Regions from separate parts of the Homo sapiens genome. Here region 2 is linked to region 1. A link is an interaction called in ENCODE POLR2A ChIA-PET data of the cell type or tissue named here. Cell type or tissue: K562. All regions are shown on one strand.

Region 1 (4,000 bases):
CTGTCTCTGTGAGCCTTAGTGCCTTCATCTGTCAAATGAATGTGTTGGGATAAATTATTCGCTGCCCTTTATAACTGGAACTTTCCTGGCATCTGCTCTTCTAGCCTTCTTTCCTGTGTCTTCCCTTCTTGTACCACATGCTCTGGCCCCTACACAACCCAGGACGCTTCACATGCTCTGAACATTCCCACTTCTGACTTCCTGCCTTTATTTAGAATGCTCCTTCTCCTTCTTCTCCAGATGACCAAATCCTTCACTTAAAGACTCAAAGATACTGCCAACCCCCCAGGAAGTTTCCTCAGTTTCCTTGATAGGAAGTCATTTATTCAGCTGAGGAATTGCATAGCCTGGTATCTGACATCAGCACCACCACCCACTTTTGAGCACAGAGCCATGTTTGGATTATTTACATACCATCAGGTCTAGGTCATCTTTGTGTCTTCCCCAATGCCAGGTTAAAATAAGCCATTTAACTAAATAACAGCAGGTAATAAATGGATATTAAATGTTAACCAATATTAGCTATCAGCAAGTAATAAACACCTATTAAATTGTAAACTACTATTTTTAATACTAATGATGATAACAGATGTTTGTTAAATAAGTAAATGAATGAAATAAATTGCAAACCAAAAAGCCTATGAAAATATGCCAAGTTTTGTTAGGCTGAGTCCCTAGAAATAAAGTCAAAGGACATACATTCCCTGGAAACATCCAGGAAACAGAGCCAGTGTTTGGGGCCAAGATTTCCAGTTGTACATGTGTAGATATGTTTAAATTTAAAGACAACCCATAGGAATCTTAAAGTTTTGAATGGGTAATTTACATCAGATTTTAATCTCATCATCTTGAAATTCTCCATTCTTCCTATTTGAATAAATATCCTCACATATTGAATACTTTTTAAAAAATGAAACTTTAAAATTTCAAAAACAGTATGACTCCTTTATTAGTTTAACTGAAAATGGTACATAAATAAATCTCAAATTCAGTGGTCAAATATGACACCAAGCTACCTCAAGTATTTTAATATATAAATATCTACAGGTACATGCCTGGTTGGAAACAGTCATTGCAAATGAATGAAGGCAAGAAGCTGCTATTGAGCACTGTGGAGTAAGACCTGCAGTTATGGAAACAAAGTGTCTCTGGGTCTCAAGGAAACTTTTTTTTTTTTTTTGCTTTTGAAATGGAGTCTTGCTGTGTTACCCAGGCTGGAGTGCAGTGGCAAGATCTTGGGTCACTGCAGCCTCCACCTCCCGGGCTCAAGCAATTCTCCTGCCTCAGCTTCCTGAGTAGCTGGGGCTACAGGCACCCACCACCATGCCTGGCTAATTTTTGTATTTGTATTTGTATTTATTTTTATTTTTATTTTGAGATGGAGTCTTGCTCTGTCTCCCAGGCTGGAGTGCAGTGGCGCATCTCTGCTCACTGCAAACCCCACCTCCTGGGTTCAAGCAATTCTCCTGCCTCAGCCTCCTGAGTAGCTGGGACTACAGGCTACAGGCACCCACCACCATGCCTGACTAATTTTTGTATTTTTAGTGGAGACGGGATTTCACCATGTTGGCCAGGCTGGTCTTGAATTCCTGATCTCAGGTGATCCACCTGCCTCAGCCTCCCAAAGTGCTGGGATTACAGGTGAGCCACTGCACCCGGTTCAAGAAAACATTTGACCATGAATTCGAATCAGCACCAAATCTTCACCTTGGCTAGTGAGAGGGCACAGCAAGCATCAGTGAGGCTAGGAATGGAGAAATGTTTCTGACACTGCCTTTCTTTTCTTTCTTTCTCTTTCTCCTTTTCCTTTCCTTTCCTCTCCCTTTCTTTCCCTTCCTTCCTTTTCTTTTCTTCTTTCTCTTTCTTTCTTTCCTTCTTTTTCTTTCTTTCTTTTCCTTTCTTTCCTTCTTTTCTTTCTTTCCCCTCCCACCCTCCCTCCCTCCCTTCCTTCCTTTTCCTTTCTTCTTTCTTTCCTTCTGATCCAAAAGTAATGCAAAGTTATATAAAATTCAAACATTGCAGAGTACATAACACATATATCATAATCTCCCCAAGTTCCATCCCACTTCAGCCCATCCCCATGTAATCAATGTTAACATTTTGGTGTACTTGTATGTTCTTCTGATTTTTTTCCTATGTATGCTAACATTATTATTGTTATCATTGATTTTTACCACTCGGGAACTTGCTTTGCCACATATCAAATCGCTAGCATTATGACATACGGATGTGCCCATGTCTTTGCTGAGCAGATATTACCAAGGTTTCACTTGATGAACATCTTTGTGTATTATATCTTTTGCTTATGACATTACTTTCAGACAGGGCAGACTCCATCTTCAAAAGCTGTGGAGGAGGAGATCCAGCGGATTTCTCAGTGATAAAGCAGTTAGTCAGCAGAGTAGTTTCAAGGCAGATTAGATAAACCATACTTGAGAACAGCAGAAGGAATCCCACCACACCCACATTCAAGGGAACTTTCCCAGAGGCTTGGATAAACCCAGCTCTCTGCCCTCCTCCCTCAGCAGCCACCACACAAGACCAGATTTATCTTTGGAAACCAAGCCAGTTATCTTCCATACCCAGTTCTCTCTGCAACACGTAGATCTGGAGGGCATTATCATATCACAATGTGTGTAAAATGCATAAAGAGCAGGCTATCTCATCTGTGAATTAGAAGGATGATTGGTGTGAGGAGTCAAGAAGTTCAACATTGAAGACTTTCAGTGGTGGGTGGGCGGGGGGCAGTGAAGTGGGGGTACATTCGAAAAGTCTTCGTATAATTAGGAGAAAGGTTGGCAGCTTCGCACCCATCTAGCAGCCCAGACCCAGTGCTTCCATGCAGAGCTCTCAGCCTGCAGGCTCCTCGGAGAGCCTCTGGAATTCCTTCTGACTGGCTGGAAGGGTGCCTTCCCAAGCAAGGCTCCTCTGAATGGGGGTTTGCTTTGTCCCTGCTCAGCCAGCCTCCAAACCAGTCAGGTTCTGGTATGAGAGAGAAGAGCCCCTGCTTCCTATTTGGTGAGCACTGAACTTCTGAACTTGTGAGTGCTTATGATGTTGTGAGGGCTGCTCACTCAAATAAACCATTTCTGACCTTTTTCTTTCTTTTTTTTTTTTTTTTGGCTTGAGTCAAATTTCCTCTTTCTCTGGGTTCATGAGGATTTAAAAATACAGTATCATCCAATTTGAACTTCTCCAACCCTCTCATTTGACAAGGAAACTGGGGCCAAATAATGAAATGACTAGCCTCAGGTTACACTTTGTGAGTAATAGAGCTCTTCAGTTCCTCCACATTCCTTCTTGTCTTTGAATTAGTATCATCAACTCGTTAACATCAGGAGCTATCAGAACAAGTAGGACTTGCCTATTAAAGGGTCCCTGTCTTGAATGCCACAGAGAGAGATTTATCAAAAAAGAAATAACAGCAATAATAATAAATTATTATATGTGTAATATATTTTTATTTTTTAATGTAATAACTATTATTATAATGATAACATGCCAGGCACTGATCTAAGTGCTCTAGACCCTGTTAGTATCTGTTGCTTTTTTCTCTCTTTCTTGCTTTGCATTCTCGTGAATTGATTTTTTTTTCCAATTTCATTTCCCTTAACTTGTTTGGAAAGTATATGCATTGTGTTTCTTATTTCAGGGGTTACACTAGCTTGTTTAGCATTCTGACCTAAGGTGAAGTCTGAAGTTGATATCTTTACCTCACTCCTAAATAATCAAGAACTTTGGACAACTTTAATTCTAGTATAAGCCCAGTATGTTAATTCTCTTTTTTCCCTCCAAAAGTTGAACATTGTTATAGTTTGTTGTTCCATAGTCAATGTTTGCTGAGATATGCCCTCATATTCCATATTCACTGCTCCTTTTTATTTATTTATTTTTTTGAGACAGGGTCTCACTGTGTTATCCAGGCTGGAGTTCAGTGGCGCACACAGGCTCACTGCAGCCTTGACCTCCTGGCCTCAAGTGATCCTCCCACCTCAGCCAC
Region 2 (4,000 bases), 540 kb before region 1:
CTCCTGAGTTCAAGCAATTCTCCTGCCTCAGCCTCCTGAGTAGCTGGGATTACAGGCCCCCACTGCCATGCCTGGCTAATATTTGTACTTTTTAGTAGAGACAGGGTTTTGTCATGTTGGCCAGGCTGGTCTCGAACTCCTGACCTCAGGTGATCCGCCCACCTCGGCCTCCCAAAGTGCTGGGACTATAGGCATGAGCCACCGCGCCCGGCCTAATTTTTGTATTTTTAATAGAGATAGAGTTTCACCATGGTGGCCAGGCTGGTCTTGAACTCCTAACCTCGTGATCCGCCCGCTTTGGTCTCCCAAAATGCTGGGATTACAGGCATGAGCCACCATGCCTGGCCAGATTCTTTACCTGTAAAAAAGGAACAATCACACCTACCTTTTAGGATTTCTGGGCGAATTAAATATAAATAATGATAGGCTTAGCACACTTCTTGGCACAAAATATGTCAATATGTTGTAGCTATTATTAGTACAGAACTCAGGATCATTTCTCTTGGCATCAGTTTCTACAGAATAATCCTATTAATGTTGGAAATGTAGGTGATTAAGTTGAATCCACACTGACACTCTGACATAACCTGGAATTACATCTTTGAATAATCCTCAGGATCAGTTGGCTTATTTAACACTTTTCTCTAGGGTACAGAAAAATGCTAGTTATTTGAGCTTTCTAAATTTAGCATGCCAAACCAATAAAAATTTACCAGTTATCCAAAAGAGATTGTGATAAGTTTTCTATTACTCACAACCGTTGACCAGTTACTTTTTGTTTTTGTTTTTGTTTTTTTGAGGTAAGAGTCTCACTCTGTTGCCCAGGCTGAAGTGCAGTGGCACGACCTCGGCTCACTGCAACGTCGGCCTCCCAGGTTCAAGCGATTCTCGTGCCTCAGCCTCCCAAGTGGCTGGGATTACAGGCGCCCACCAGCACGCAAAGCTAATTTTTTGTATTTTTAGTAGAGACGGGGTTTCGCTGATCCACCCGCCTCGGCCTCCCAAAGTGCTGGGATTACAGGCGCGAGCCACCGCGCCTGGCCAACCAGTTACTTTTGCTTGCACCAAGTTGATCATTCTTACCCCTAGATGAAAAGCAGTATCAAAGCACTTTTGGTTGCAAATGATGGAAATTCAATTAATATTAGCTTAAGCAAAAAAGAAGGTACTGACCTCAATGTTGCCAGAGCTCTGCTTCCTTGTGTGTGCTGGCATCCATCTGCAGATAGCTTCTTCCTGCACAGCCTGATGTTAAGACCATGCGCAGCTTCAGGCTCATGCGGTTCTTTCAGTTTGAAGGCCCAAGGAAAAAAAGCTCCTTTCTTTCTTAGTAGCTACAAATCTTAAAGAAATAAATTTTAAAGATAATTCTGGACGGGCGCGGTGGCTCACGCCTGTAATCTCAACACTTTGGGAGCCCGAGGCGGGTGGATCACGAGGTTAGGAGATCGAGACTGTTCTGGCCAACATGGTGAAACCCCGTCTCTACTAAAAAATAAAATAAAATAAAATAAATAAATACAAAAATTGGCCGGGTGTAGTGGCGTGCGCCTGTAGTCCCAGCTACTCAGGAGGCTGAGGCAGGAGAATCCCTTGAACCCGGGAAGCGGAGGTTGCGATCGCGCCACTGCACTCCAGCCCGGGCGACAGGGTGAGACTCCGTCTCAAAAAAACAAGATTCTTAGTTCAGAGTAGGTGGGGCACTGTGCTCATCTCGCGAGAACCACATGGCCAGGGGAGGGGCGATTCCCCAAAAGGAAATCAAGATCTGATTCCAGACAAAAAGGAATGGTAGGGGGGTTCAAAGAATGGTAGGGAGGTTCATCCCTGTGAGGCTGGTGGGGCGGGGTGTCTAGGAGGGTGTCCCTGAGGTTTCTGGGGGGTCGCGGACACTTCTTGGGGGATGCCCAAGAGGCAGGGCTCAGTAAAGTCTAATTTCAGAGCTTTATTTGCACTATCCCTAAGTTTCCGCAGAGTAATAATTGAATTAACCAGTTTTCTGTTTTCTTCTGTCCTTCATTTGTTTTAGGGGAGGGTTCGAAGAGATGTGCCTGTACCTGCAATTGGCGTCCTCTCTTCTTTAGCTGTTATTAGCTCTGAGCAGTCCCTTTTGTATAGGGAATTGTGTTAATTTTTTTGTGCACCCAGAGCTATGTACCTTTTGAAAGATACATGGGAGGCACTACTGAAAGTACTTTTTTTTTTTGGCGTAAAATGGATAAATTTGGATATCATAAAGGCTGTATAAGTGTGTTCATGTGTTCTAGAGCCTTTCCTATTTCTCTAATGGGGAAGATTATCAAATAATGAGGAATATAAACGTAAGTGTGCATGGCTGTCAATGAAACAGGGAAAGCAAAGGGAGCATGTATATTTACCCAGGAATACAGTACCTTTCTCTTTCTCTTTCACTTTTTTATCTCATTCTTTACTGTTTAAAAAATATATTATTCCAGTTAGAACGAATAATATCTAGTATCTAATAGCACAACAGTATGACTAAAGTCAATAATAATTTCATTGTACATTTTTTTAAAAAACAGAGTATAATTGGATTGTTTGTAACACAAAGGATAAATGCTTGAGGCGATGGATACCACATTTACCATGATGTGATAATTACACACTACATGCCTGTATCAAAATATCTCATGTATGCCATAAATATATATACCTACTATGTACCCACAAACAATAAAAATTTTTAAAAAATTTTTTAAGAGGTATGGTAGAGTGTGCAGAAAAAACAATAGATGCCCGGCTGGGCACAGTGGTTCACACCTGTAATCCCAGCACTTTAGGAAGCTGAGGTGGGCAGATCACCTGAGGACGGGAGTTTGAGACCAGTCTGACCAACATGGTGAAACCCCGTCTCTACTAAAAATACAAAATTAGCCGGGTATGATGGCACATGCCTGTAGTCCCAGCTACTCAGGAGGCTGAGGCTGGAGAATCGCTTGAACCCAGGAGGTGGAGGTTGCAGTGAGCCTAGATCACGCCATTGCACTCCAGCCTGGGTGACAGAGTGAGACTCCGTCTCAAAAAAAAAAAAAAAAATAGATGCCCACAGCAGATAGTTTGGGTTGGATTACCCAAAAACAAAGACTTCAGCATGGCCATCTTGACTCTATTAAAATATACATTTGTGCCAGGTGCGGTGGCTCACCTGTAATCCCAGCACTTTGGGAGGCCGAGACGGGTGGATCACCTGAGGTCAGGAGTTTGAGACCAGCCTAACCAACATGGAGAAACCCCCATCTCTACTAAAAATACAAAATTAGTTGGGTGTGGCGGCACCTGCCTGTAATCCCAGCTACTCAGGAGTCTGAGGCAGGAGAATCGCTTGAACCTGGGAGGTGGAGGTTGCAGTGAGCCAAGATCGCACAATTGCACTCCAGCCTGGGCAATAAGAGTGAAACTACCTCTCCAAAAAAAAAAGTATTTATTTCATGAAACCACATACAAATGTTTCAAAGGGGCATTGGGGTGGGCCATTCTTGACTCATGAGTATTCTCTATGCTAACTAAGCTCCACATATGGTAAACATCTGCCAAAAAAAAAAAGTTATCCTCATATGTTCTGCATCCTAAGCAATAAAGTGTGTGCATAATTACATGAAAAAAAGGGAAAATTATCTTTCCATATTGAAAAAGCAAATCAGACCACTAATAAATAATAATCATATACAAGTACATGAAAAAGTAACAAAGGAAAAATGTTTCTTCATATTAAAAAAGCAAATCAGGAAATTAATAAATAGTGGTCTAAGAGTTCTTCATAAAATTTTGCCAATTTTGGCCCAGCGTGGTGGCTCATGCCTATAATCCCAGTACTTTGGGAGGCAGAAGCAGGCATATCACTTGAGGTCAGGAGTTCGAGACCAACGTGGCCAATATGGTGAAACTTCGTCTCTACTAAAAATACCAAAACTAGCTGGGCATGGTGGCAGATGCCTATAATCCCAGCTACTTGGGAGGGTGAGGCAGGAGAATCACTTGA

Evidence for each region. Peaks named below come from ENCODE experiments on the same cell type or tissue, not always from the same donor. Only the 100,000 strongest peaks of a DNase experiment are listed, where the experiment ranks them.
Region 2: POLR2A ChIA-PET joins it to region 1 with 8 read pairs; 1 of 35 experiments calls an interaction of 5 or more read pairs at or near these places.

The regions. Positions count from the first base shown.
Region 1 is chr1:92,444,237-92,448,236 of GRCh38, forward strand. No RefSeq gene overlaps it. Among named protein-coding and RNA genes, the nearest start is that of GFI1, 41 kb to the right of the region's middle. In K562, no CTCF peak of the experiment used is centred here; DNase peaks (open chromatin) are centred at 2,495 and 2,875.
Region 2 is chr1:91,904,653-91,908,652 of GRCh38, forward strand. It overlaps a transcript of TGFBR3 not described here. Among named protein-coding and RNA genes, the nearest start is that of TGFBR3, 21 kb to the left of the region's middle. RefSeq lists an enhancer at 1,512-2,012. In K562, no CTCF peak of the experiment used is centred here; a DNase peak (open chromatin) is centred at 1,729; H3K4me3 peaks cover 2,060 bases.